2 separate regions of the Mus musculus genome follow, and region 2 is linked to region 1. A link is a loop called in an ENCODE intact Hi-C map of the cell type or tissue named here. Cell type or tissue: left cerebral cortex. All regions are shown on one strand. Links, peaks and the distances in the headings refer to the core of each region. The heading gives the core; the rest is flanking DNA.

The links. A loop is a pair of places that touch in the nucleus more often than their neighbours do. Peaks named below come from ENCODE experiments on the same cell type or tissue, not always from the same donor. Only the 100,000 strongest peaks of a DNase experiment are listed, where the experiment ranks them.
Region 2: it touches region 1 in a loop (3-fold over the local background); 9 of 42 quality-filtered maps call a loop at or near these places.

Annotation. Positions count from the first base shown.
Region 1 is chr14:60,376,766-60,379,672 of GRCm38, reverse strand. Amer2 (APC membrane recruitment 2) reads right to left here and starts at 1,981. Exons shown (of 1, transcript NM_028113.4): 1 at 1-1,981. The coding sequence starts at 1,426. In left cerebral cortex, for the core only: CTCF peaks have their summits at 1,358 and 1,562; DNase peaks (open chromatin) are centred at 857, 1,442 and 1,901; H3K4me3 peaks cover 1,865 bases; H3K27ac peaks cover 2,072 bases.
Region 2 is chr14:60,298,833-60,301,739 of GRCm38, reverse strand. It overlaps Mtmr6 (myotubularin related protein 6), which reads right to left. Exons shown (of 14, transcript NM_144843.4): 13 at 2,699-2,825; 14 at 1-1,467. The coding sequence ends at 1,219. Among named protein-coding and RNA genes, the nearest start is that of Mtmr6, 35 kb to the right of the region's middle. In left cerebral cortex, for the core only: a CTCF peak has its summit at 1,335; DNase peaks (open chromatin) are centred at 1,062 and 1,275.

The DNA.
Region 1 (2,907 bases), core at 254-2,753:
CACTGGAGGTCTCAGGGGCCAACTTGATGTCGGAAGCAGTGGCTGCCTTCGCTGCGCCTTCTTGAGTTCCTTGTCCTTGGTCCTCAGTCTGGGACAACATGTCCCAGAATTCCGGGAGATAGGTGTCGTCCACCTGATCCGGGCTGGCCATCTCCTCCCCTCCTCCTTGGTAGGCCACCACGCTGGCGTTCTTTTTAGAGAGAACTGGCTTGCCTGGCCCGGGGACATGCTTGTCACAGCTGGGGCCTGCCTCTTCTTCTGGGTCTGCAATAATATCTCCACAGCCTGTAAGAGAGTCAAAGCTTTTCAGTGAAGTCACGTCAGAAAACATCAAACAAATACGATCTGCCGACGGGTCTGAGGGTGGATCAACAGAGGAAGGGTCAGGGACAGCAGACGCCCGGCCGCTGCCACCTTCGGAGTCGACAAGGGGGACGGTCTTTATCGGAACGTCACCTGTCTTGGACGCATCCTCGGCCGCCTGGACCTCACCGGCTCCCGACTCGAGGGCTGCCCCGGGCTTCTCCTCGCGCCGATGCCCCTCGGCGTCCTCTCCCCGGGAGCTTTGATCGCCAGAGCCGGTGGGGCTCCCGGCCTCGAGGCAGATCCGCTCCGGGGCGCTCTCGGCGGACGCGGGCGCCTGCTCTCCCCCTGCGGGCTCACCTGCTGCGTGTCGCGAGGCGTCCTGGCCCGGGCTGTCCGGGCGGCGCGCGGCTCGGGGCGGCTCCTCCTTGACGCACTCCAGGCTGGCGGTGAGCGAACCGGGCAGAACCAGGTTGCCCGGGCCCGCCGCGCGCACCGCCTTCTCCTCCTCCTCCTTGCCGCGCTTGTCCCTCCGGTGCCAGCGCATGCTGCTGAAGATCCCTTTCAGCCCCCTCTTTTGTTTGCCGCCAGCCTTGCTCGCCTCGGCATGGTCTCCCTTGCCGGTCTCCGATCGCCCGTTCTTTTTCAGCAGGGAGAAGAAGCTGTGGGACTTGGCCACCGAGCTGCTGGCCAGGGAGCCCAGGCCAGGCCCGGAGGGTTTGGGGGGTCCGGGGATCGGCCGGGCCCCGCTGTGATCGCTCCCGCCAGGCGGCTCCTCCTTCTTGCTGCCCTCCAGCACCAACACCTCGGCTAGTCCGTCGTGGGTCCTGCTTCTCACCATTCCCGTCGGCCCCGAGCTCTTCCCATCCCCTTTGTTTTTGACCCCAAAAATGCTGGGCATGGTGCCCCCCGATTTCCTTTTCTTGAATAACTTGAACGCAGCCTTATTGATCTTCCCCGACGGCGGCTCTGCGGCGGGCGTCTCCGCGGCGCACTCACAATGCGAGTCCATGTCTGCAGCGAGGGCCCCGGCCTGCTCCTGCCTCCCGCAGACCCCCGCGCGCGCGCCGCCGCCGCGCTCGCTGACAGCCGCGCCGCCGCCGCGGCTCCTGCCCGTCTCCATGGAAACCGAGTGGGATCAGCCGCTGTCGTCAGCCGTAGGCTCGCGCCAGGCCACTGTCACCCGCGTTCTAAATCAACCTGAGCGGCTCTCGCTGCTGCGCTGTGGCTACTGCAACTGCGGCGGCTGAAGCGCACAAACCGGACTATCTCCCCTCCTGCCAAGGGCTTATATAATATCCTGGGTGCCACATAGGTTTTTGTGTAGCAAGAGCCTTCATCGCAGCCTCGAGGCGAAAGAAAAAAATGAAATTCATAATTATGGGCTTTGGATCCCAGTGCGTTGATTCTCACCACCTCAGGTTCTTCTTCCTCTAGCCCAGCTTTTCCTAGGATCGCAGCTTCAAAAATTAACACATGCGTCCCCCATGTCCACAAAGAACAATGCCTTTTCCTTTATCATCTGTTTTGGACTTCATGCAGCCTCCTATCTTTCTCCGGTCCTTCACATAGGTCTTAGCGTGTGGGTACTAAGCCCAAGAGGCACCATGCCAATCTGTTCACGCCTGCGTCTGGTCCAGTGCCGAATGTAGTCCTCTTCAGGTTGATGCTGTATTCTGATCATGTGGCTCTGATTTCCTGTTACAGAAGCAACAGCCGTCAGTCAAATACCAATTAGCAGCTCTCAGCAACGAAAGTGCAACAGTCCCCTAGGGTTCGCTGGTCCTTTGGGAGACCACAAAGCTTTTATCCCCCACCCCAGTGACATGGGGCTTAAGTCACAGAAGCCACCAATTGGTCACAATAGACTGAGCACACTGAGAACTTAGGTTGGAGAATTCTGATCCCTCTGCAGGTGGGTCTTAGAGGCCTGGGCTCAGTCTTCCTCTTTCATTCAGGGGTATGGTAAGTATACCTCTCTCTGTTGTGCCCAGCCTACCCCTGTCTAAGAACACCCAAGGACCCCACTCGCTGTCTTTCCCAATAGGACAGGGGGGAAAACCAGACAGGGGTCAGAGGTCGTCCCTGTGGTTGCTTCTGACCCCACTGGTCTAGAGGCAAAGGGAACTGGGTTCCAGAGAACAACCTGTGTGGGTAAGGTTTCTGTGTTCTGACTTTGAAGACAACTGCTAACATTGTAGCTTTTCCTAACCAAGGGCTTGCCAGCAAAATAGGGAAGGATTTGGAAAAGATTCATGTTTTATAATCCTTAATAACCCTATTTTAAAAATATTGATTATATATAGTGATTATTTGATTGTATATACTATTTACATACAAACACCAGTCTTTCCTGCTTCTCTTGAATTTATTTTCCACAAGTTACTTATATTTTGCAGATTCAGAGTTACTTATATACTGTACTTATACTGAACTGCAGATTCAGTTGTTGGCCAAGGCAGCCTCCAGGGTTCACAGTTAGACCATGGAGTTGAGCAGTCATGTTGCTCTTTCTCATCTCAATGAAAAAACGGCTCTAAACTGAGACTGGAATCAAAGGACCTTTCTGTTTTCAGAGTTCAAACCCCACCAGCTCTTTCCACC
Region 2 (2,907 bases), core at 237-2,736, 78 kb after region 1:
TAATACTGACAGTTGTAAGTGATTTTTTAGAAAAGATATGTATGCCCCAGTGCACAGAATAACAATGAGCCTATAAAGCAAAATAAACCTTTTCCTGCGTCAAAGCTGCTTCTGTTGGACATTAGCTGGCTCCCCCAGTGCTCCCTTCTCTGCCCCTCCTATATTAAGAGTAAGGAAATATGCTCCACACAAAAATGATTGCTTTAGAATTCGTAACCAAGCAAAATCTCCACTACCCGCACTTCCCTTTTTCCTTTACCTGAAAGTTTATAGGCAGCTACAGTCAAGTTAAAAATGTATTTAGTACTCAGAACGCTTTAGAGCTTTGCCACTTTAAATGTACAGTTATCAAAGGATTAAAGCCAACCACAGAGTAAGAATTAATAGACTGCAGTAAGCCGAAAGTAAATGCCAAATGTGCTTATACTAGCCTAAGAAATGAGTCCTCTAAGCTGTGAATAATGAACTGTCAGCTGCAGCTTGGAACAAATGACAACGAGAACAAAGCCTTCGGTAACACTGATTTTAAATACGGGTGGAGCTGGCTAATTACAAACTAGCAGAGTATGTCTACAACTTTCCATGGTGGAGCACTGCAGTGTGCGGCCCCCAAGTAATCAGAGTGCAGTTAGTTCTTCATATGAAATAAGGCTGATTAAAGGAGAGATCAAACATCCTGTCCTCGGCTATAAAACCCACAGAATAAACTGAGAGTCTACTTTAAGGCTGTCCCATAAGTACTTTTCATGGCACTTTAATGTTAAAACGTCACTATATTTTTGACTATATATTTGGATTTTTGTGACTGCAAAATCCACAGTCACACAGCTCCAGAACTGAAAGCACATGCCACATCAGTCACTGAGGGTTCAGGTTGTCAGGTCTGTTTTCTCAGAGTTAGAGGAAAGCTACTGAGCGTGGCTGGAATTAACATCTGAATCAACAGACTGTCAGCTCACCAGTCCTGTGTAACCCCTTTCCAGTACATACACACACTAGCACTCACTTCCTACAGAAATGAGTATGTTCTTGTTACAAATGGCACTTAGCTGACTCACTCCTCTCAAGAGTTGCTATGATCCTTTTCTCAGCTACCTACTTTCTCACTTACTGCTAAGCCCCAAAGTCACTCAACAACCCCTCCTGCCCATGTGTACAGACCATCCTCACAACTATACATTTCTTACACTACAGTCATCCAGGGATCACGGAAGGAGGCTAACAAGTCATTCTGGCCACCCCGTACTCCAAGCTGACCACGGTAGGCTCCGACTTAGAAAATTCCTCGGCATAGTCACAGTAGCGATTATCTGCTGGGCTGCTGCCCTCTATAGCTCGGAGTGTGTCCTTCACGGGAAGCAGACTCGGCTCTTTGAGACACAGCGAGGTTTTCAGGGCAGGTGATTCAGGGTGGACAGCATGCAGCAACTCCTTCGTTAGGATGCCATTTTTGCATTGCTTAATTTTCTAAAGCAAAACAAAACGTTGAAAAAACATTAGTAACTACAGCTAACAGGTGATCGATCTACATGGAGTGAAGAAAATATGCTTTTACAAGTGTTCCCCTTGTGTATGATACACAATTATGAACTCAATAACTAAAAATCCCAAGAGCAAGCCGGGCAGCGGTGGTACACGCCTTTAATCCCAGCACTTGGGAGACAGAGGCAGGCGGATTTCTGAGTTCAAGGTCAGCCTGAGTGAGTTCCAGGACAGCCAGGGCTACACAGAGAAACACTGTCTCGAACCCCAGCCCCTCAAAAAAAGGAAATCTCAAGAGCTTGAAATTTATCAAAGAAAATGCTTCATTAAGTGTTTACGTTTGTCAATTGTTTCAACCAGATTTGACTGTATAGGCCACTAGGTCTGCACATGCCAGAAACACACATATTCCTTAGAAACTTTAACAAGTAATCATTTCATCAGGACAAGGACACAGAGGATATGCTCAACCTGACTGAATTCACTGTAACACAGCAATCACACCTAACTCAGCTAAAGGTCCCACCGACCCTGACGAGCTTCTCACAGGCATCCCTCACGACGGGTTGCCAAGGGAACAGATCAGCCTTTGGAAGGTAGCACATTTTTTTAACGTAATATTTAAAGTGTCCCATAGCAGAGCATCAAGCTCTCCAAATCAACTCCAGACAACTGTCCCTTGCTGCCTATCTTGCCCTCCCTTTCTTGAACACTAATATGTGCCCTCTAGTTTTCCCCAGCAGTCACCACTCTCTTACCTAAGAGACAATGAAAAACATCCATCTCTGAGGCAGACAGGACTGTTCTCTGAACAAAAAAGAACTGTCTAGCATTTTTAAAAAAGTGTGTGTGTGTATATATGTACACATAATATGTACACACACACACACACACACACACACACACACACACAGCAAAGCATAAAGATAACAACAGTAAGATGTAGAAATCAGAATAAGCCAAAGCTATTTGCAATAACCCCAACAGAGAATTAGTATCTAGTATCTAGTATTTAAGGAACCTTGACATTAAAAAAAAAAAAAAAAACAAACAGGCCAAGAGAAAAATGAGCAAAATTTGGAAGTTTATTCTCAACAAACAAAAAGGAAATGCCCAATAAATTCTCTTCATCTGTAATCAAAAAACCCAAAATGGAAGACACTGTCACATGGTAAATTAAACAAATATGCTTTATTAGACAACTCAGAATACTCACAGCCTCGAGGTCTTTAATGTCTTCCTCTAACTGCTTGCTTTGCTCATTCATATTCATAATTATGCTCAGCACAGACTGCCGAGGATGGAGCGTCCGATCAAACTGGTGGTACATGTTTCTCCAAAACCTTTATGACAAAGAAGTTTAGAAAGTTTTTAACCAAAACACCTTTAGATGAATAGTGAGTGAGCTCTAGAGCTCCCAGCACA